2 separate regions of the Homo sapiens genome follow, and region 1 is linked to region 2. A link is a loop called in an ENCODE intact Hi-C map of the cell type or tissue named here. Cell type or tissue: dorsolateral prefrontal cortex. All regions are shown on one strand. Links, peaks and the distances in the headings refer to the core of each region. The heading gives the core; the rest is flanking DNA. Region 1 has its middle 22 kb from the start of MAP3K7. Region 2 overlaps LOC107986623 (a long non-coding RNA gene).

Region 1 (11,851 bases), core at 2,462-10,461, 250 kb after region 2:
ATGCATAAAGGGGAACCATGCAGTACACTCAGGGGTTCAATCACTGAAAGTCATTTCCTGGCACAACATCATTCCACAGTGACACAAGTTCCACTGCCTTTGAGGGCTAAGCCAAGAACCTCCACATACACATTTTTCTATGGGAGGATGTTTGAGTTACCTAAATTTGAACACGTTTCTCCTTTGAAATATAAGTTCCTTGAAGGCAAAGCTCATGTCTGACCATGAATATAGTGAACAGTGTATATGAATACTTTTCTAAAAAATAAGTACTTACATACCCACTGCATTACTACCTGCTGGCTTTACCCTCTACCTTATTCACAGAGCCAGCTCCTCAGTCATTTCAATCCAGCCAAGTACCACCAGCTACACCCACTTCTACAATGCACAAGGCCAACTCTGCCACCTGCTCTGGCCATCTCTTTTGCTTCCTATCTGGATCATTCCACCATGCATTTCCTCCCCGATACATGCTTAACACACATTCATTATTGATTTAAGGGTTATTTACTGAATGCCTATTATGTACAATACATTGTGCCAAGTACAGGGTATTGTTAAGTTCAGAGTTTTTTGAGTTTTAACATTCCATTCATGTCTGCTCTAACCTAATAATTTCTAAAATGTCAAACAGGTTTTAGTCCACTGACACAATATGAATCTAACTTCTTATTCCTCATACTCCTGGCATTTGTCTGGAGGGTCTTGAATGTATGCATAGTTCATTTCTCACTGATCCTTTATAGTCTTGTTGTTTGGACCACCAAAACCTTAGTCTATTTTCATTCAGGTAAATAAAATAGCGTTCAATAGACAGCACGATGAAACTGTGTTTTGCAGACTGCATAAAAGCAATTTCAAAAGTAGTTATGTTCTTATGGGGCTTAAGATTTGCTACCCCAAAATATGGAACCTTGGCATATGTTGAGCTGAAGGAATAATTTAAGCTAAAATAATTTGAGAAAATGGCAAAAGCAGAAAGGTCTCCCTGATCTGTTCCCATCCTTCTCCCCTGAAGCAGATCATAAACCTGGGAAGGATTTTCTGACCTGCCCTCAAAGGAGGTCATAAGAGCCTCAAGTGAGAAGCGTCCTCCTTATACTCGGAGAAAAGAACATCTTTATCTCTGTAGAAAGAGAGAAATCAGAATCAAAAGTCCTTGCTAAATTTCCCTGAGTTTATCATATTTAGCTCAAACCCTATGTGTCCTATCATATTTCTCCGCAGATGTCCACTCTTCACCAAACCTACCAGAAAAAAACAGTCAGGTTTCACTGTTCTTCAGGTCTTCATTTCCTTATGATATGACATTTTCCCATGTCATATAAAACTTATATTTAATATATTTGTACGTTTATCTCTTGTTAATCTGTCTTTTGTTATATGGGCTTCAGCCATGAACCTAGGATGAGTAGAAGAAAATATATTTTTCCCCAAAATATGTACACCTATTCCGTATCAGGGAAAAAAAAAAGATAAAAAGAAAATCTTCACCCCTACAGAGCAGAGATGATGCTCAGGAGACAAAGAAAGCAGAAGGAAATATATATATATATATATATAATATATATACATATATATATACATATATATATATATATACAAATGTAAAACAAAATTGTAATTAAAATTGAAATAGCAAAAATCCTGAGAGTAAAAATTACTGCTACACCATGTTTACTTGAAAATACAGATTTTCAGGGCAAAACAATGAGGCAAAAGTGAGTTTGTGCTTGACAAAAAGATTCACAGTATCACTTTGCAATATGAATAAAGCATGGTTCAATCAGTAAAAACAGAATATACATATACATACCTCTTTTCTGGTATGCATGAATATCGCAAATCTGTAGTATTTGTACAATAATTACTCGATATAAGCTTGTTCAATAATGGATCATCATTTATCAATTTTTAGCTCCCATTCTGTCTTCTAAACCTTGCCAAATAGCTATAAAAATAAGAATAATCAGGTGGGAAGTATATTTTAAGAACGGGTCAAATGATTTAAGATTGGATCAGTCCTCCCCTTTCTCTTCACTGCCCAGACAAAGGCTAATACATGATTGTCAGATCTGGAATCCATAAATGTCATAAGCACAAAGCTAAATAATCCACATCATTGGGGGGAGGGGTGCAGAGGTAAAGAGGAGAGAAACAGAGAGATCACGTTTAAAGAAAACATATTATTATCATACTTTGTAAATGTTGGTTAAATAAATGTTTTAATCTTATTGTAATATATTTTTCCTAGTTTCCGTGCTGCCTAAATTTTTCCTATCTAAATTACTACCTGGATTTGCCAGTAAATTTCCTTTTTTTTTCTACATTTTCTATAGATCTTTTAATCTTATCTGTCTCCAGGTTCTCTCATCCCTGCCTCTCTCCAAACCCTTCTTTCATTAGTCTATATAATATAATCTATTTTCCTCTCAATAATTTTATTTTTTCTTTTTTAATCTTAAATCTGGTTTGTACACAATCAGGTATATAGACAACAGTAGTGACTAATACAGGATGCTAAAAAATAGGTATAAAAATAGCAACATCATTTTATTTTTAATTTTTTAATCAGGTTTTTTCCTCGGGGAGGAGTCTACCTTACTTTTTATTGTCATAATCACCTTTATTCCGTTAAAGGCATAAATGTGAATCAACATTTCCAACAAGAGCTCAAATCCTAAACTAGAAGTCCAGAGAATTCACGGTATGTAAAAACTTGTGGGTGCCTTCACTTTTTAATGGGAGTAGATTTGGGTCTGGATGAAGTCACCGATGTTTCTCAGAAGAAACAAATGTCAGCGCGACCTATTAAAGTCAACCCTGAGCTAGGCAGCAACAATGAGCTAGGGATTAGCATTGACAGCTCCCTTAATGTGATTCTTTTGGACAGGGATTAATTTAATGTGTTGCTGTCAAATGAAACAAAAAACGAGATGGATTTACTAATGACTCTATTCTATACCACACACTTTTCCACTCCTGATCTATGTCAGAATGAATCTGACAGCGAGAGAAAATAATTTTTTAAATGAAAAGGAAGAGACATTGCCTTCTTGACAAACTTTCAAGAAAGGAGTTTTCACTGGGCTCCCAAGAGGAAGGATGAGCGTGGGGTGCGCGCCCACGTGGAGGGAAGCACTGGGAACCGCTGCTCCAACGAACGCGCACAGCACCAGGCCCGGACCCGGTGTCAGGTCCCAGCTTTGGCACAAACTGGCAAGACAGCCTTAACTTCTGCAGGCCTCAGTTGCCTCCGATGTGAATGTTAACGGGTCTGTTACGCGGCTTCTAAATTTCCCCTTAGCTCTAAATTGCTCACCTCTAGAAGAGGGAGCCCCCAAACCCACCAGGAGCTCTAGTCTTGTTTCAAAGACAACTCGGCTGTGAGGCTGTGACAGAGAGGGGGCGAACCACAGAGCGAAGGGTTGATCTTTAGCAAAACGGTTTGCCAAGTCAAATGCTAAAGCCTCCTTAAAATAATTTGGATTCTTCTTTGTTCTCCCTAACAAAGAAACTTTAATTCGCAGTTCTCTGAGAAGAAAGACAATGCAGACAAGCCATTTTCAGGTGAAAGGTGTCTCGTCAATTGATAATCATTGAATAATCACTGAGGACTGGCAGGAGCTATTCTTCGAATGGGGTGCTCATAATATGCAACTGCATCGATTTACAATATAGACTGGGCAAGATTCGTCCTTGTGATTGTTTTGATTTGCCCCCTGAGGTACAAACGTTGCTAGTCTTGTGTATTTGTGTATATTCCTGTAAGTTACCCTGAGGTTTGTAATAGCCCAGGCCCCCTCGTGTCTGAGTCTGGTCTCACCGACAGGGATGCCCCCTAGCAGCGTCTGAGCCCAGGCAGACACGTTGTCCCCGCCCGGCGCCTAAGCCCTGGGACGTGTGGTTGACTGGGCTTCAACCCGGTGCAGCCCCCGCCTGCAACCCTCGGGGCGCGCCGGTGTGGCTGGAGAGGAAAGAGGTGTGGGCCGGGACGGGGACGCCCCGCGATGGCGAGGCTGGGAGACCTGCCCGTGGCGCAGGAAGAGCTTGAGCGAGACGGGGAGCGGAGGGATGGGGGATGCTTCTCCCCTCGCCACAGCCTAGACGCCTCCCGGCCCTCGCTCCCCTGCCCAAACTGCGGCTGGGGAAGGGACGCCAAGAGAGGCTTCCCGGTCGCGCCCCTGAAAAGCGCCGTTGCTTGGGGAGGAAATGGCTCCCCGCCCGGCCGCCTCCTCCGCGCGCGCCTGGCGCCGGCTCCTTCCCGGCCCCCGGCCGCGCTCTGCCCGCCCCGCGCGTCCTCTCCCCCGGCGGCCAGCGTGGTCTGGCCGGAGCCCCGATCTGGGGTGAGGAGCGGTGAGAATCCTGGCTCTGGCACTTAGCTCGGTGACCTTGAGCAGTCACCTAACCTCTCAAGGTCGCTGCTTTCCCACCCGTAAAGCGAGACTGAAGCCGCCGTCTCTGCGGGCTCCCGAGAGGATGAAAGGAAGGATGGAGACCCAGCCTCAAGCTCCCAGTGCCCGGCCCCGTCTCCGTCCGACTCGTTTCTTCCTCTTCTCTATTTTCTGCCTACTCTTCTCTAGTGTTTCCTGTCGTTTTTGATTCTGTGTTTTTCCTCTTGGTTTTGTCTCCCCAGTCTCTCGCAGAATCCATTTCCTTTCAATTCTCCTTTTTCTCCCGTGTTCGTTATTGTGACCAAATTCATCAAAGATTGGTTTCCACTCCATAGACCCAGGCCTCCCCAAGAAACCGCCCCCACCCCCATAATCTCCAGCGCCCCCTCGCCGGGCTATCCCAAATAAACAGACAGTCAAGAAAGAACTCGGCTTACTACACAAACACGGTCTTAAGACACACGTCCCCTTCGCACCATTTCCAACCATGAAATTTCTGCTACGTGGGACCTCTGAGACCACGGCTTCCCTGAGGACAGGAGCCACCGTGGCTTCTTTGTCACCATGTCCCCAACACCAGGCCCAGAAATCCATGCGAGGGCTGGAGGAACGTCGGCCCGCGACCGACGAGCCGAGTGGGGAGCTGAGACTGGAGCCCAGACTTCCAAATACTCCTCTTGGTCCTTGGTACAGAGAAAAACGAAATCGTATATGATGTTCCATAGTCAAATATGAACATATTATTTAAAAGCACAATGTTGACTTGTGTTTTTTTAAAAACCATGTTCCGTAACTTTTACCTGTAGAAATGAGGTTTGGATCAAGTTCTTAATTATGAAAGTTGGTTAAGAGAGAAAATTAAAACACCACCAAGTTGAATTGCCTAAAGATGAGCTGCATTTATACTCATTTATTGAAACATTTTAAAGATACTTAAAAATACACGTTATTTCTTTACAACCAAAAACCACACTGTATACACTATCATAGTATATATAACACAAAGATTATAAAATGTCGTAAACTATAACCAAAGTATGTACACGAACTTTTTTAAAAGAAGAAAAAAGCTAAGGAAAAAAAAACTCTTGTAAAGAAGGCTAAGAAGATAATTTTTAGTTGCTTGCAAGTTACTTCAAACCTAAAAGTAACAGGTTTCCTTTGAAATTATTTCTCATTTTTATTAGAATCTAATTGAAGATCACCTGTAAAAGGTGGGGGGAGGAAGACAAGTGGGGAAATAGCAGTTCTAGGTAAAGATTTTGGAAAAAGTAAAAGAACCACAGTACCACCTTGTGGGGAAGAGAGATTTTTTTCTCCTTCAATATTATGGTGGTTTTATTTCCCTATACTACAGTCACACACACACACACACACACACACACACACACACAAATTAAAATAAAAACAAAGACATTTGGGGCTCAAAGCAAAAATTTAGTTGTGATAATATGCTTTCTCTAATATTTTTAACACACTGGCATGTTCATATTAAAACTTTTAAGATTATACTAGAAAGTTAAACATAACAATATGTGATATTAAGAAATTTTACTCTTAATGCTGCAAATAATCCCATAAATCAAACGTCAAATGTTAGGCATGAAATAGTAAATATAAAACCGTTAGCACATTCTAACAGAATAATAATTGTTTTAAAATTAGCTTTGATTTCAGTATTAAATACAATTTATGCATTTTAAAAATATATTTTTTTTCAATTGCTTGGACTTGGAAAAAACATTTTTAGATAAATACAAAGCAATTTTTATATATTAAAGTTGTTTGTCTCATTATATCTAAGAAGGGTGGAGCAGCCAGACATTTATAGAACTCAACAATTGTTACCTTAACAAAACCGTTCTAGCCACTTTCAGGATATAAAGAGGGCACAGATCATAAAGCTTGAATTTTAAAAAGTAAAATTGTAAGACTCCAGAGCCAAGAAATGCAAAACAAAAACTGCTCCTCATCTATTGTACATCTGGAAATATCTTAAATGACATGAATGTTTCCTGCTCTAAACGTGTTTTCCGTGAGGCAAGAGGGAATTCAGGGGTTACCTGTAGGCATTCTTTATTCTTTGTGCTTTAGAATCACAGGGCTGGTATATCCCTCTGACCTTCAGGAAGGACTAAATCAAAAGCATCCCAGGAAGAGACCAGTGTATTTCAAACTGTGTTCAGCAGAGCCCTAGGGGCTGTCAAAAGATTATGAGGGGAGGGAAACACCGAGAGAGGCCCCTCACTCGCAGCTTCCACCAAGCAAGTCTGCTTTCATCGTTTTCACATTTAGGAATTCTGCCTACAATTCAATGTAAACAACAGGCTCTGTGGCTTTAAAAATCCAACTAATTTTGTATAAGTCTAATAAATAAATGTCGTAAGAAATGTCCTGATGCTTCCTGCAAGTTTATTAACAAATGCACTTCAGGAGCAGCCCACCATGCTTCCACATACTACATTCTTTTCTTCTTTAAAAAGATTCATTCACTACAAAATGTACATAGGTTGGAAAACGTTTTTCAATTAAAATGGAAGTACATTAAACTAAAAATCTCCTTCTCATAACCCCAACCCTTTCACTCCCCAGGAGTAACACAGTTAACGTTCTGATTTGTATCTTCCTAGACAGTTTCCCTGTGTGCACAGGCACAGGCCTGTATGGGTGCATACACATGCCCACCCACAACAGTGTTTGATTGTTTGTTTGTTGGTTTGTTTCAAGAAAACAGGATTATATACCTGTGTTTTTTCTTCTCAATAACATAACAACATCTTTCTGTGTCAGTAGCTACAGAACCACCTCATTCCTTGCAATGACTCCATGGTATTCAAGGTATGGATGTGTATAACTTATTTAATCTCATCCTTCCTGTTGAATATTTGGATTTTTCCTCTACTTAAAAAAATATTTCCTACACTTTTCACCTGGCCAACATCTATACATACAAGTTTCAGGTTTTTTAAATGTTTCTTCCTCAGAGTAAACCACACCATCAACTTATAAGAAGTAACAACTGCAAATTTTTAAAACATAATTTCTCAATACAATATACTTTTCCTGAAAGAACATTTTAAATACAACAGAATAGGATTTTTGTAAGCATAGTTTCGTATTAATTTCTTTACTGGGAAACAAATAAACCTACATCTTTTTAAGATTTTTTTTCCAGTACCACACAAATGAGATTTATGCTTTTTTGGAGAGCTACTTGGCTGCATCCATCGATATTTAAAATATTCATGTCTTTCAACCTAACATCAAGGTAGCTTTTCTATAGGAATATTCACACAAGTTCATTAATTCATTGAACACATTTATTGAATCGATCCAAGTGCTAGTCATTTTGCTAATTTCTCATGGAAGAGTGTTTAAAATAAAAAAATACTCAGGGGGATTATAGTATAGTGAGAGAAATCTATACTGGATAATCACATGGTACATATGCCATTATAAATTATGAAAAATAGTAATAGGAAAAGTAAATTATAATAAGTGATTTTAACAGTGGGTTTTCTTCCCAAAGAGCTACAAAATGTTACACCGTCTTCTCTCTCATTATACTTCACCTTTTAAGCCCAATCTTTTACGATATATTTCTAAAGCATCCCACATACATTTTTCTTTTTTTTTAATATACCTCAACACACGGACAAACCACTTAAGACTAATGAAACTTCAAGATTGACAAGTCACTGCTTTCAGCTCATTTTAGTCTTTGTCCCAAATTTATTATTAAAATATTATTAAGATACTTAGGCATTTGTATTTTACCAGCCCTTTCACTTTTCTATTGTGGATTCATTTTTCAAATAATGAGAAGTAAGGAGAAAATATAATAGAATATTCAAATATATAAATAAATATAGTTGTTTGGATAAAGCCAAGAACATGAGTGCAGCTAACTTTTTGACTGGCAATCAACACCAACCTACTACAATTTCAAAATCATTGCCGATAAGATGCTTTATAAGAGTCCAAATTTAGTACACAGAAGGTAGTTCAGGCATGCCAATCTCAAAGTCTGTACAGACTTTAATACATGAAAAGATATGTATGAAAGCTAAAAGCTAACATAAAGTGTTTTTTATTGTAGTGGAGGAATAAGAGCTAGAAAAAAGGTGTGGCAATGGTTTAGTTTTCAAGGATGTCAGTTGTGATAGTAGTAGGAGACACCAAGACTAAGCTGAGCTGTGAACCCACAGAAAATTTCGACAAGTCTGAGCATATTTAGAGGACAAGTTAGATTTGGCTACCAGGCTGGGCGCGGTGGCTCACACCTGTAATCCCAGCACTTTGGGAAGCCGAGGTGGGCGGATCACGAGGTCAGGAGATGGAGAACATCCCGGCTAGCACGGTGAAATCCCGTCTCTATTAAAAATACAAAAAAAAAATTAGCTGGGCATGGTGGTGGGCGCCTGTAGTCCCAGCTACTCGGGAGGCTGAGGCGGGAGAGTGGCGTGAACCCGGGAGGCGGAGCTTGCAGTGAGCCGAGATTGCGCCACTGCACTCCAGCCTGGAGGACGAGCAAGACTGCGTCTCAAAAAAAAAAAAAAAAACCAAAAAAAAAGATTTGGCTACCAAAGGTCTATTTGTAAAAGGTGCTCCTGGAAAATAACTCATCTTTAGGTTAACAGAGACTTTTATAGTACAGGTTTGACCCAACAAAGGATAATGAGCCAGTCTCATTAGAGGAATGATTTTGGCTGTGTTAGCAAGCTATGGAGACTTCCTGAAAGCACTGGTAAAAATTTAAGAGGCCAGAATAACTTGAGGGTAGATGGAGGATGGGGAGGTGACAATCAGAGAAGTACTGTTTTGTTTTTGTTAGTGTGAAACTGTGACCCTATGACCTCATTTTTATCCTGTATCTGGTGCGACCTAAGGAAATGTGAGTTAGATAACATAACAGTAGGCCCAACTGGAGAAAGTCATTATGAAGCTGACACTGGCTTTGTTGTGCTAAGTTCTTTCTTTCAAGCTTTGGCTGAGTTTGAATTTTGGAAGCAGAGTTCTTTCTATCTGAATCATGAGAAGAATAGATCACTATCAAAGAAAGATTATTTGAGAACTCATTAATGACTCCAGTTGGTATAAAACAATGTCTTGAAACTATAATAGAATAAACTCCCACTCTCCTTCCCCCTCCTCCCCCCCCCCAAAAAAAAACACACAACAGCCCTGGTCTCCAGCATTTGGGGTAGGGATTGACAGGGAAGGGGTATGAGGGAACTTTCTGGGATGATGGATAATGTTTTATAATATAATAGGCTTTCATTTATAAAGGTATATTCATTTGTTGAGACTCAGTGAATGTATACTAAAGATATGTGCATTTATTGTATGTAAAATTTTTCGCAGAAGAAAAATATGTTTAAAATACTGAATTCTTGTTAATGTTATCAGTGCTGAACTATTTAGGGGAAAATGTACCAATGACTGCAATCTACTTTCACTAGTAAATACATCAAAAATTAAGATGTAGTAATGGGTGGATAAAGGGCTAAATAGATGGATGGAGATGCATAAAACAAGCAGAGTAAAATTTTAATGATAGACTCTAGGTGACAGACATTTGGGTATTCACTGTAAACTTACTTCAAGTTTGATGTATGTTTGAAATGTTTAATAATAAAATATCGGGGGGAAAATTAATTCCTTGAATCCAAGAAGGTTTGAAGTCTAAAAGGGACAAGAGTAGACTAAGAATCTGTTTACACGCCATCTAAAACAACAAAGAACCAGAATAATGGGAATAGGCAAGATCAGAATGTCAGCTCTTCTAATTTTCCCTGCCTCTGACTCCCCTAGATCCCCACAATTGGTTATACTGGTTTCCCACCTTGAGGTCAGTTTTTTCCCGGTTATCCAGTCATTCTCAGTGTTAGGTAGTCAGTATGTAAGCAGATACAGCTGTTCATTACACAGCTACCCCTCACTTAACACACAAACATCACACTCGAAACAAGCTTAGAAGCAGACACTTGCCCATTTCTCAGTCTCATCACTGGCTTCCATGTTGATGCCTGAGCCTCTTCCACCCACAGTCAGGCTTGGGGTTCAGTGCCCTAGGGATGATAAGTAGAATTCTGGAATTATCCTGTCCCTTTCAATCCCAGCTCTGGGAAGCTCTAGTTGTAAGGGTGGAGTTTCTGTTTTGGTTCCTGTTATCTCATCATGTCCCTGTGGTCACTTTCCCACTTTGGAGCCTGAGACCCAGCCTATCACGTAAATAGATGATGACTGCTATACCAGAATGACCCCTAGGATAAAGAAGAGAGCTGGGAAGAGTCCTAGACTTGGAAGCATGAGACTCAAATAAGGGTTGAGAGAGTTGAGGCTACCACTAAAGAGCTTGAGGTCAAGCCACATAATTATTTAACAAATATATTTCAGTTTCTGCATTGTACTAGGCACTATGCCAGGCACTGACCAATTGGTGGCAAACAAAACAGATATAGCCTCTGACCTCACAGAGCTGACAATGGTGGCAGAGTTAGTAAACACCAAAATATATATGCATATAAATAGATATACATGAATATATAACAATTTATTATAAATACTATGAAAAAAACAGAGTTCTCTGAGATTATATTAAGGCAACTCACTTTAGATGGGTTGGGTAAAGAAGAGCTCTCCAAAGAAATGCCATTTAAGCTGGGACCATGTGAAGTGAAGTACAGGGTAGAGAGGGGAAGAGAGTCAAGACTGGCTGAAGAAAATATGAAAGTGTCTGAGACAGATTAACGTTAGAGGAAAGGGAAGAAATCTGGTGTGACTGGTGTAAACTGGTGTAAACCAGGGAAGGTATAAGTCCTTGGATAAGGTTTCGGACAAGTGAGTATGAACCAGATTTTATCACGCAGGCCTAAAAAGTATGTTAAGGCCTTTGGGTTTTTATTTAAGCACAGTGGGAAATAATTTAAGAGTTTTGGGCAGAGAAATGAAGTCTTCCTGAGTGCCACGTGACCCAGAAATAGCTCCAGTTCTAGGTACCAAAGCTTCTGAAATAATACAACAAGAATGTCAGCTTCAAGAAGTCAAGGGATTTTTATTTGTGTCACTCATTACTCTTTCCCTAACGTCTGAAATAGCAGGAGCTCAGTAAACAGTACATTTTCTTTACAATCATAGATTCAGGTCATACTCAGTTTAATGGCTCTGCATTTAACTATGAATTCAACACCACAGGGCACTTCTTTTGGCTCCACAGCAAAGAAAACCCTAACTCTGCCACACATAGGACAAGGGCCAATTTCATATTTTGATCACAAAACTCCTGTGGAGGGAAGGAGAACAATGGATTCATATAGATTTACATAGTAAGTATTGGGAAAAAAGTGAGAGAAAAACACAATCTGCGAAAGGATGGTGGGAGAGCGTTGGTGGAGCAGTTGGAAATTAATGGTTCAAGTAAGAGTGGAGAGGTGGATCTCCAGGCACTACTG
Region 2 (11,851 bases), core at 2,346-10,345:
GTTCCCAGCCTGTCTCCTTGACTGGTAAATAGCCATCTTCTCCCTGTGCCTCTTCACATCATCTTTCCTCTATGTGTGTCTGTCTCTGTGTCCAAATTTCCCCTTTTTATAGAACACCAGTCAATCCCAGCACTTTGGGAGGCCGAGGTGGGCGGATCACGCGGTCAAGCGATCGAGACCATTCTGGCCAACATGGTGAAATCCCATCTCTACTAAAAATACAAAAATTAGCCGAGCATGGTGGCACACACCTGTAGTGCCAGCTACTCGGGAGACTGAGGCAGGAGAATTGCTTGAACCCAGGAGGCGGAGGTTGCAGTGAGCCGAGATCATGCCACTGCACTCCAGCCTGGTGACAGAGCGAGATTCTGTCAAAAAAAAAAAAAAAAAGAGTCATATTGGATTAAGGGACCACCCTACTCCAGTATGACTTCATCTTAACTAATTACGTCTGCAACAACCCTATTTCCAAATGAGATCCTGGGGATTAGGACTTCAACAAATGAACTGGAGTTGAGAGGACACAATTCAATCCACAATAGCATCTCACATTCAACCTGTCGCCAATTGAACTCATGATCTCTCCTCCAAAACCTGATCCTTTCCCAGGGTTCCTCATTGCAATGAATGATGCTACTATCCATCCAGCATGGAAGCCAGGCTTGCCATTTCCTGCTTTTCATTTTTTGTTTTGTTTTCCCCCACAAACTTTGCTCACTACTCTATTCTGGCATGTGCAAATATTTCTATAATCCATCCACCACTTTCTCCTATATCAACATCTTCCTGGTCTAAGCTACCATCTCTTTCTTGGCCTCCTGTAACCAGCAATTTCAATGGTTGTCCCTACTCAGCTACTGATTTTTTTTTCCAAATGCAAATCAAACTATGTCATCACCACCACTTAGAATAATTACATGGCTTCTCATCTCCCCTGGACCAAAATCCTTATCACCTACTTTCTAGTCTTATCCTTCCATGCCGCCCGCCATTCCCATTGTACTTAACTTTGCTCAAATGTGAACAATCTCCTTCCCCTGCCTTTCTCCACTACCCACATTTAGTTCATTCTTATTTTCCATTAAGTCAGTCAGTCCAAAACCAAGTGATTTCTAGGTGACTAGGTGTGGTCTAGTCACTTGGGGTACACTGATGAGCAATTTATTAATTCCTTCCCTGTGGAGCTCACAGTGGAAGCTCCTAATGGAGGAGACAAACAATGAACAACAAACCAAATAATTGGATTACATAGTATGTTGGAAAGTGATAAGGGCTATGGCAATAAAGAAAAATCAGGAAAAGATTGGAATGAAGTGGGGAGGACATGCAGAAGGGGAATATGTGAGTGACAATTTTAAATAAGGTGGTCAATACAGGACTTACTGAGAAGACGACATTTGAGCAAAGGAGGTGACAGAGTTAGCCATGTGGGTATCTGGGAGAAAGAACACTCCAGGCAGAGGAAACGACCAGCCAAGGTCCCTGGGAAGTGGTACACCTGGCATATTTGAGGAATAGCAAGGGGGGCATTTAACTGGCACAGACTAAACAAGTGGAAGAATCATAGGAAGCAGAATGACAGAGGAACAGTGCTGGGAGGGCACAGATCATGTATGGCCTTGTAAATCCTTGTCAGAACTTTGTTTTTTACTTTGGGTGAAGAGGAGATCATCACAAGGTTTTATGCAGAAAAGAAATAAGATCTTACAGTTTAAAACATATCATTCTGGCTTGCCCTATTGAAAATAGACCTTAGAGGGCAAGGGTGAAAGTGGGAAATCCAATTAAGAAGCTATTAAGTAATCCAGGCAAGGAACGACAGTGGCTCAGACCAGAGATGGTGGTAGCCCAAGTCTTAGGACAGTACTTGGCAAAGAGGCAAGATCAATTTGCAATGCCACTGGCTAATATTACTGTGTAAGATTTACCATGCACATTACCCACATTCCCCTACAGGCCCTTCCAGCCCAAAATGCAGCTCTCCTTTGTGTATCTTTTGCTAGCACAGAAATATCTAGAGTCCTTCATTCCATGCCCTCAATGTCTGGTTTCCTGGACCTCACCAGATGACACCAAGGGTCCTCATGCTCTATCCCTCTTTGCCACTGCTTACCTCTGCCCCAGCATGCTAAGCTGCACAGTTTATTTCAAACTACTGTTCCACCTTCTGACTCCCTAACTTTCTCTTCTCATCACAATATCGCTCATACTATTTCCTAGTGACTCACCTTTCACTTTCTCTTCACTCTCCCAGGTCAGAGTTTAGCAGGGACTGCATCTTAATCACACTGTGCTTCTCTCCATGGATTTTCCTGGAGCTGGCCCTTATATTTTGTGTCTGTACTCAGCGATCAGTCTTAGTCAAGGGATGCTCACCTAGACCTATTAATCCCACTGCAGCGGAGGGTCACTGTGCCAGTATTCATTAATTCTTTCTCTACTTCCTCCCCCATATGTTTCTTTGTCTGCTTTCTTTCTCCTCTCTTGTCTGAAAATGGTCCTGAATTCCCTTTTTCCCTTTTCTTTTCCCTTTCAACCTCTGACAGTTTCTGCTTATTCATGTCTCAAACCTCAAAAATATATTTGTTAACCTTCATCCTGACCTTTCTTTACAAGGACTTGACTTGCCCATTCATCCACAAGCAATTGCCAAGGAGGCCAGATAAGTTAGTGTCTGCATCGAGCTCTTCTGAATGCTCTTATCAACACCAGGAGCCCTTCAAAACGAGGCAGCACATAATGCTGTCTCTCTCCACTTAATGGCAGGTGCCCAGTGAATCAGTAATATTGTCCCCTATTACCAGAAAAGGATTAAGGACAATACAATAATATTTCATCTAGAACTTTACAATAAGCAATGTCACCTTTTCAGAACACAGCTTCGAACTAAGAAGAAAGTAAAGAGGTCTCAAAGCAGCCAAAATATGCCACTAACTCCAGACACTAAAGCTGAGGCACTTGACTCATAGGAAAGCCACCTGGGGTTTTATCATCAATCATTTATGCTTATTTTTCCCATGATTCTGAAGAGTGGGGAGCTGATTTCCAATATCATAGCTAATTAGGAGTAACACATATGAAGGAGGGACATAGACTACCTAAGGCAAGAAAATGTTTAGCAGTGAGATGAAATAGTGTGCAGTCTGGGAGGACAAAACAGCTGTAAAACTTAGAACTCAAACTGCACAGACATGGAGTTTATAGGTGTAGAGCGAAGCATGCTCAGATCAGAGGTATGATGTTTTGACAACATGGGCCTAAGAGGAAGAGGATAAAGATACTGGGATGTTGGAGTGGTGGGACAGCAGAGGGTCTGAGTTTGTACATGAGGGGCTTTCATGGCCAAGAAATGATGCAAGGACTCACAAGCCTCCAGTGCTTCATTTGCCCTGAGGCCACACCCCCATCCACCTTCTCTGCACCCTATTCTGAGCCCACTGATTTTCACACCTGATCACATGTTCCAGAGGCACGGAAGAATTACCATAGCTTTCCTTGTGGTGGGACAGTGTTCCACTCACCCTGTGAGGCCAGCCAGGGATTTCAGCACCTGTGCTGACCACTAGCCTATTCCATTGTGACTTCCTATGCCAACTTCTACACCTGGTCCTTTCAAACTCAACCAGCATTAATTGTGAACCTACTACAAGCTTGGCACTGTCCCAAGAGCTTTCACAAAGGTAAGAGCACTTGATCCTCCCTGTAATCTGTTGGGGAGATATTGCCATCCCCATTTTATAAAAGTGAGAACTGAGGTTTGCTAGCAGAGGAGATAAGACTTAAACTCAGTTCTACCAACTCAAAGCCTGTGGTTGTTACACAACATCATGCTACCCCAAAGTACATGCAGACATAATACCAACTCACTCCCGGGGTGCCCATCCATGCTTCAAACCACTTCAGTGATCCTCTTCAGAATGCGTTTTCTTTATCCTTTTTTTTAGAGAGCCAAAAACTGTATGTTTTTGAAAGTTTCCTGGTGTTCTGTTGGTTACAGAAAATTATCCAAGTCCAAATACTGTAATATAGGTGTTGAAGATTAGATTAGAAGGATTTAGAAAAAGTTTCTCAACACTGCTGATCTGCAACTTACCTACCTCTAGGTTATTTATATTTAGCAAACAATATATTAAGCAAAGTCACATTTTTGGTGAGGAATGATGTTCGCATGATTCCCAAATGACATAGGCTACGTGAAAACAGTGAGCACAGGGTGTGGCTTATCTCCCGAGTGGTTTAGTGATGCTTCATTTGTTCACTAGATTCTGGCTTTGTCTGTATGCTAATGATGGTCAAAATCAGTAAAACACAGAGTAAAAATATTCCAGCTACTATCATTGCCATAACTGCCAGTTTCCCACCTGTATTCAAGGAGTTTCCTCAAAGGCACTTTAATGATATCAGTTGTTTAAGCTGATGTAAGCCCTGGGAGGGAGGGAGGCAGGAACCGAGATGTATACAATTTTAATAGATTTCTATGTGTGCATCACATATCTGGACTTGAGCATTTCATATATTCCAGTCTAGAATAATCACATCCTTGCTGATTACCCAGTTGGTCAGTTTCTACATTCCCCTTGGCGCTCTTTTTATCTTCTTCTAATGTAATGGATAATGCCTTCAGCCTTCTGCAAAGTTTACTCTGGTTAAAGCAGCAATTATTCACATGCTTGTAGAGCAGCTGTTTTCTACACAATCTGGCCTTAAATCATATCCTCAAAAAAAAATCCTTATTCAGTTTCAAGAGGGAGTAAAAGAGTGGCTAATAGAGTCACCCTCTTGATGTGCATATCATAAATCATGTCCATTTCTGTTACCAGTACACATGAGGAAAGTAGCATCTTTCTCAGTACAAAAACTTCTCTAAAGTCTGCAGAAGAGTGATCAACACAAAGGAGCCCTGCATAATGCATATGTTGTTTTCTACTGCTTGTGAAGTATAGTGGCAAGTCATGCATTTTAAACCATCCCATAAACCCCAAGGAAATGCTTCCTGACCCACTAAAATTGCCCATGAATGATAACTGAGGCTTCTTATTTGAACATAGTAATCATGAAAATGGAGAAGAAAAGACAGAATAATGAAATATAGCAGGATCTTTTATCTTAATAAATATTCATTCATCCGTTCAACAAATATTTATTAAGGAATTACTGTGTGCAAACCACACTGGTAGGAACTGGGTTAGGGGTTGGACAAAGGAGGAAACCAGATGGATCGGTCATTGTGTAGCATTCAGGGTCCAGTCAGGAACAGACAAACCACACTGGATATTTCAACAGGGTATTTATTATAGAGAATTGATAATGCGGGTGTTAGAGAACCGAAACGACCTTTTAGAAGGAAGGTTGGGGCAACATAGACTTCATAATTGCAAGACGCGGTGCATTCTTGGGCTGAGGAAACATAGGGAAGGACCTAGAAGCTAGAGGAGGGCCCACTCAGAGCTGGGCTCTAATATCTGAGCAGGGGCTTCTACTTAGCAAAGCTCACAGGACAGGCCTCAAGGAGCTGGGGTCCAGATGCCTGAGAAACATGGATGATGCTGGTGCCTCTGAGGGACACTATGAGGTGGGTTCTGGCATTTGGAGAGAAGCTGCAGGCTGGAACCAACTGCTACTGACTGAGTGATGTGCCATCCTTGGAATATCGTTTTCAGGAACATGAAGCAAACAGGAAGAAACAATTTCCGTCTCCCTCCCACCTCTTCCTTCCAGTTTCTCCACCTGGTGCCCCTGACAGGAAGCAGCCAGCAAACCAGACGTATGGTTTGCATAGTATCAGCCCCAGCTTCATATGCAGAGTGAAAAAGGGCAAATTGAGCAGAGAGTCAATAGCTTAATAACCAGCACGCACGGCTTACGTTTTCAAATCTAGTAAGGAAGATAAAACACATGTGCAAATATAAAAATTAGTAAGCAACCTAACAGGTATAGAAACTGTTGTAAGTGTCCTGTGAAGAACATATGTATTTCCAAGTGGGGAAATCAGGAAAGCGTTATAGAGGGGTGGATTTTCACATCCGCCTTGAAACAGGATAAAGTTTTAATAAAATAGAGAAGATTAAATAAAAAACACTTCAGGCGGAAGATACAGTGTGAGCAAAGATGGAGTGGTCAGAAATCACAGAGAACAACAGATTGGGAAGTAGGCTGGAAAAATATTGGAGAGGGCTTTGAATTCCAGATTAAAGAATGTTCTGAATTTTTATGAATTTTTGAACACTTTGAATACTTGACCTTGACAGATTATTTGAATTCTAGGAGAAAAGATTCCAATGTAGTGCAGAAAGTTGGGACATCTCTTTTTAGAGGAACAAAAACCCACAAGATAAAGCAGATTGTAAATTCCCTCAAAAATCAAGTGACTTTGCAATTCTCTGCACTGGGCAACAATGCCAAGCTCTCTAGGAGTAGCCAGTATATTGAAGAAGTGTCAGACATTTCACGAAACTTACTGTGGTGTTTGGACCATTTGCAGTTCATTTTTGGCATGGTCTATAGGTGGAGACATTTTCCATTTAAATCTCTGCCCAGCTGCTGTGTGCACAATGGTTTAAATGGCACACCAGCTGCGTAATGCAGTCATCTGTCTTTCCTAAACATGAACAAGAATACCATCAGTTCTGTGAATAAATATATTTTTTTCCAGTTAGGGAGGTTAACACATGGAAGATTAACTTCATGCGGTGTGCCATTAACCACATATTCAGGGGTGTGAAATGACAGAATCAACTTGGAGTTGGGGTTCTTCATTGGAATCCATGGTCTTACATAGTGGTGGGCAGGTACACTGGCTTGGAGGATGGGAGGGAAGAGCCCTGACTTTTCATGGTGTTGGCTGATTTTTGTGGTGTAAATACTCCCACCATGGCCAATTTAAGCTTTCAACCTGACGTCACTGACTGAGAACTTGGGAAAAGATATGCAAAATTGGCTTTCCCAAGCCAGTCTGAGCTAACTCCAGCACAGTGCTGGTAGGTGTTAGGTGGAGGAGGAAATGATGAGATGCAGCCAACTGCAAGAAGCCTAGAAATAAGGACTACAATTTAAGCTAAGCGAGAGGAGAGACACAGATTCAGGAACCAGCAGAACTTGAGAGAAGTATTGAAAGCCCTTGAAAAACAGTGATCATAGGGAAGAGAAGATGAAAGAACTGACCAAAGATGACCAGCCATAGTCAGCTGTCTCCCTGGTGATCTAGCTTGGCAAATTGTCTGACCTACTTTATGGAGAATGAGCATTTTATCCCCTCCCATAGCTGACCCTGATATTTTCCATATAGAACTTGGGAAAATAAGTTGTTGTCAGTTAAAACTTCTGAAGCTAAGACACGTGAATTTTATATGAGAAATGGGGCCTATGCGTAGCTTCCATTTTTTTTATTTGAGAGATCAAATGTTTTCCTCATGACTTTGAAAGATGTCCCATTTCTTTGTACTGAATAGGTTAATAGTACAGATAAATTTCTACTGTAGTATTTCTGATGCTTGGCCTGACAGTCCTATGTAGTCAATTGCTAATGGCCTTGTTCACAAGCTTGAGTCTGGTAAAATATTTAATTCAGCCATAAAAATGACTACATTAAAAATTAAATTAATAATGATTAAAATTAAGTATTAACTATTCAATTAAATTTAAAAATAAATCCAGGAACTTTTAATTCTCCTTATGGAGAGAAACAAACAGTGTTAATATGCTTGACAAACAATAAATATTTAACTTCATATTTACACCCTATATGGAGAAGAAAAAAGTTAAAATTTGATATTATGTTATAAAACTGTCTGTGGCTGTGCTTTTACAATGCCCTTGAGTTGAACTAGAATGCTGATGGAGAATGAGCTTGCATTTTCAATCAAAGAGAAAGCATATAAACCAGAGCCAGGAGTAGGTATGCATTTTCATAAACCAGGGCGGTCTAATCATCTAACACAGTTTCTCATGGAAAGCAAAGGATGGGGTGCCAGCAAATTATTAAACTACGTGGCATATTCCCCTCAAACACAGACGTGAGCACACTCACAGAGAAGCAGCAGCTGCAGCTGCAGCAGTGAAGGTAGGGGCTAGTGACCAGCTCCTGCCTTGCAAACAATGCAGCATCCCCGCCTGGCATTTGGAGGATCGCCTTATGCTTATTCTGCCACCTTGTGTGATGCACATATATTACAAGACAAAACATCTTCAGACACTAGTTCTATTAGCCCTTACTTAACACGCTGTTTTACTTCATTTAAAAAAAAAAAAAAAAAAAGAATTGTCCTGCTTCAAGGTTTACCCCTACCAAATCATTGGCGCAGCTGAAAAACTGACTTGACTCCTGAGATAAATATATCTCAGGAGTATTAGCTCATGGTGCAAAGGCACAGACACTGGTCCACAAAAACACACCGGCAAGGATAGGCTCATAAAGATGTGAGCATGCTCGCACTAGGCTCAGATGGCCCTTGGTCTAGGTCACCAACACAGAGATGAGTTGGAGCACAGGGGACCATGGCATTTATTTCCAGTCTCTAAGAAAGTGACCAGTAGGGCAACTGTCCTTGGCATTAGCCCATCTGTCTCATCCACCACTGTTCAAGCCTCGAGGCCAGTTCCCACATGGCTGCGGCTGCACTGTTTTTGCTTTTGCTTAGTAACAGCAGCAGTGATTTGGAACAAGACATTCCAAAGGACTTATCTGACCCCTTTGACTCAACGTAGGAGGATGAACCCAACAGCCAAAAGTCGAGCAGCATTTGGAAGTAACAGACACTGTGAACTGCTGAGCCTACCGAGCAGGGACACAGTTACATCTCCCAGACCACCCACTCCAGACAAATGTGTAGTGATAGCAGGACAACTATCTTTAGACAGAACATAAAGACGTGTCGTTCTGATCTGTTTGGACAAGGGAACCGTACTGTATAAACTCTGGTTTCAAAGTAAATGTCATATTTAATTTTTGGCATTACTGATTCCTGCTAACACTATCTTAAATACTGCCACACTGGAGTAATGGCTATTTAAATCACAATACTTGGAAAATATTATTATTTTTAATAATATTGCTTCCCCTTGTAAGTGCTGTATTTGCTGATAAAATTGCTCTTTTGATTTTTAGAAGTATATCTGAAATCTTATTAGTTGTCAAAGAAAGCTTATAATGACCCTGATGAGGTGTGTTGTAAACATGTGCAGGAAGCCCTTCTTAGGAGGTGGCTGTATCTGTGGAGAGAGGACTGCAGCTCTGGCACCTGTCAGGCCTGGGCTTGAACCTCCACTCTGCCTCTGGAACAAATCTCTCCAAATGATTTCAACTTTCAATGTGTAAATGAGACATAATAATACCTACCTTGGCAGAGTTTCTGTGAGTATTGGCTGTAATAATACATGCAAAATGTCCAACACATCATAAGAGGCACATGATAGGTGGCTACTGCTAAGTTATCAAGGGCATTCAGTCAAGTGTGCTCAGAAAAACAATTGCAGAGAGAAAGGGAGAGACAGACCAGAATTGTCTTACACCTGAGACTAAATAGGATGCCTAAATCTTATACGTACTTTGATATCCCTAAGAAAATAAGGGTTTTCCACCTTTTAATCTTGTGGTTATCATTTATTGACAAGAACTTCACAGGGATGTTATATTATACTATGTTATGTTATATGATTTTATATAGTGCAGTAAAGGTCAATTTGTGAAATTCCTACTCAAAATTTAACAGTATCAGCACTGACAGCATCGTGGTAATTTACTGGATATTTTCATGGTCCTTATTGCCCAAGTTTCCTGTCGCAGAAGAACTGACGTTGCTGGATTTGGAGAGGTTAAGGTTGCTGCCTGACCTGATAAATTCTCTCTTCAGAATCATCCCAGTGAGACCATTAAGAAAAGGTTGTAGAGAGAGGTTTTATTAAACGAAAGCAGCAAGGAACCCTGAACTTTGCATGTGGAGGGAGCATGAGAGCCTCTGCCCGCAGTGAGCATCACCTCCTCCACTTCAGATCACAGGGACCCAAGAACCCCCCAGGACTAGATTCTGTCCCCTCCCTTAGCACTGTGCACCCTCTTGGCTCTCCAATTCAGACCTGCTCCAGACTGGGAGAGGGGCCTTTCTTAGCCTCCTGAGGCATTGGCAGAACTTTCTGCATGTCCTGGTTCACAGCAGCAGTCACTCTTTCCCGCAGTCACTAGGATTCTTCACACCCGCTGTCATCACGGACGCCCATAGGAAAAATTACCTTCCTCTAAGCACACTCCTCTTTTTTTCTCAATTACAGCATCCCAAGCAAAATGCCCCTAACTGGCATATTAGGAGTGTGCAAGACTTGCCATTCTCACAACTTATGAAATGCAGGGATGAGGTGAGCGCTGCCTACATCCTTCTGCTCTTTGTCAGCTTGTCCCTCAAGAAAAAGAACGACATCTCAATCACTGTGCCTGAGCTTCAATACAGGGACCACATGCATGAGCATAGTTATTCCTTGAATGGCCAGATGAATGAACACAGCCCTGTGTTAGGCACGAAGTTTTCCAATAATTATCAAGGGTTAAACTGTTCTGTTTTAGCACATATTCTTATTTTGCCTTATCTTCCAGAATGACATCTAGTGATCTTTTAAACAGTTTCTGCCACCTGCTTCTATATTTGTTATCATCCATTTCTTCTCTGTCAGAAATCTTTGTGTTATATTTAACTGGATCCTAACAGAAATTTAACATCTCCTGATCAGCATCTTTTAATTAGCATATTGAGCTTTCCTGAATGTCAGGGTAAATTGCAGTATTCATCGAAGCTACTAATACTGACAGAATTGGAAAACACTAGAATATTAAAACAACTGGTGCAAATCGAAAATCAATTTCCAGAGAGCCCCTACAAGGTAGGAAAACAAGAAATAATGACCAGAAAAAATTATTTCTGTTTGCTTGAGAGAAATGTCAGAATCTTTATGCAAAATGATTAATTTTTTAGAAACCCATGAGGCTTCAATAATGCACATCTACTAATTTGGTAAAGCATGTAATGACATGTGAAGTGCTTAGAACACTGCCTGACACATAACAAGTAAGCAGTCAAACATGTTATTAAAAAAGAATTTTTTTAAAAAAAGCTTACAAATATTTAAGAAGGTCACAAAGAAAAAAAGGCATTAACAAGATTAGAAACTAGATGCACAAAAGAAATAAGAATCTCAAATTGTTCTGCCTTTTAAAACTGTGATTTAATTGGTGCTTGTATTACCACAAGGAGACAAGACACCTAACCGGATCTCCATCTCTGTGGAAAATGGAACCAGAAAAATATGGACTTAAATTTGAAGGATTTGTACAACCTAAGGTAAAGAGATCCACAAAGTAAAGATGAATCAACACTATAACAGTCTACCTAAGGAGATTTCAAGATCTGCTCCAAAATATATTTAAAGAAAATGTTAGTTGGACTTTCAGGTTAACCTTATTTATCAATGTAACCATATTTATTGATGACACAGAATTGACTGGGATGAAGAAACCTTTCTAATTCTCCATGAAGTTCCAGCAATTGGTGATTTGTATGTAGTGAAGCAAGAAGACCCCCCAAAAGAGTCTGAATTCCTCTTCCTTGCCTAGAACAGCAAAACAGAAAACAAAACAAAATTACATAATCTGAGCATCAAAAAATGTGCACACCCAGATGGAATAGAGGTTCAAAGGAATTCTGTAAAAATCAGGACAGCCCTAATGTGCTTACCTGTTCCGTTTGGCTTCTAGGAGCATTTGTCTTTGTGGTACCATTTCTGCATTCCTCTTGTCTATCTCACTCTGGTAAGCAAGAAAACCAAAAGTATAGAAACATTCTTTTCAGGTGCTTAAGAGAGCAAGAGT

Evidence for each region. A loop is a pair of places that touch in the nucleus more often than their neighbours do. Peaks named below come from ENCODE experiments on the same cell type or tissue, not always from the same donor. Only the 100,000 strongest peaks of a DNase experiment are listed, where the experiment ranks them.
Region 1: a loop joins it to region 2, with 35 times the contacts of the local background. A loop is called at or near these places in 4 of 110 quality-filtered maps.

The regions. Positions count from the first base shown.
Region 1 is chr6:90,603,521-90,615,371 of GRCh38, reverse strand. No RefSeq gene overlaps it. Among named protein-coding and RNA genes, the nearest start is that of MAP3K7, 22 kb to the right of the region's middle. RefSeq lists enhancers at 2,584-3,532, 4,490-4,990, 4,991-5,491 and a silencer at 4,233-4,302. In dorsolateral prefrontal cortex, for the core only: a CTCF peak has its summit at 5,674 (motif pointing left); DNase peaks (open chromatin) are centred at 4,091, 4,191, 4,241 and 4,868; H3K4me3 peaks cover 2,396 bases; H3K27ac peaks cover 2,183 bases.
Region 2 is chr6:90,856,086-90,867,936 of GRCh38, reverse strand. The region is part of intron 2 of LOC107986623 (a long non-coding RNA gene); the gene reads right to left. Among named protein-coding and RNA genes, the nearest start is that of MAP3K7, 270 kb to the right of the region's middle. In dorsolateral prefrontal cortex, for the core only: a CTCF peak has its summit at 8,121 (motif pointing left); DNase peaks (open chromatin) are centred at 6,921 and 8,105; H3K27ac peaks cover 964 bases.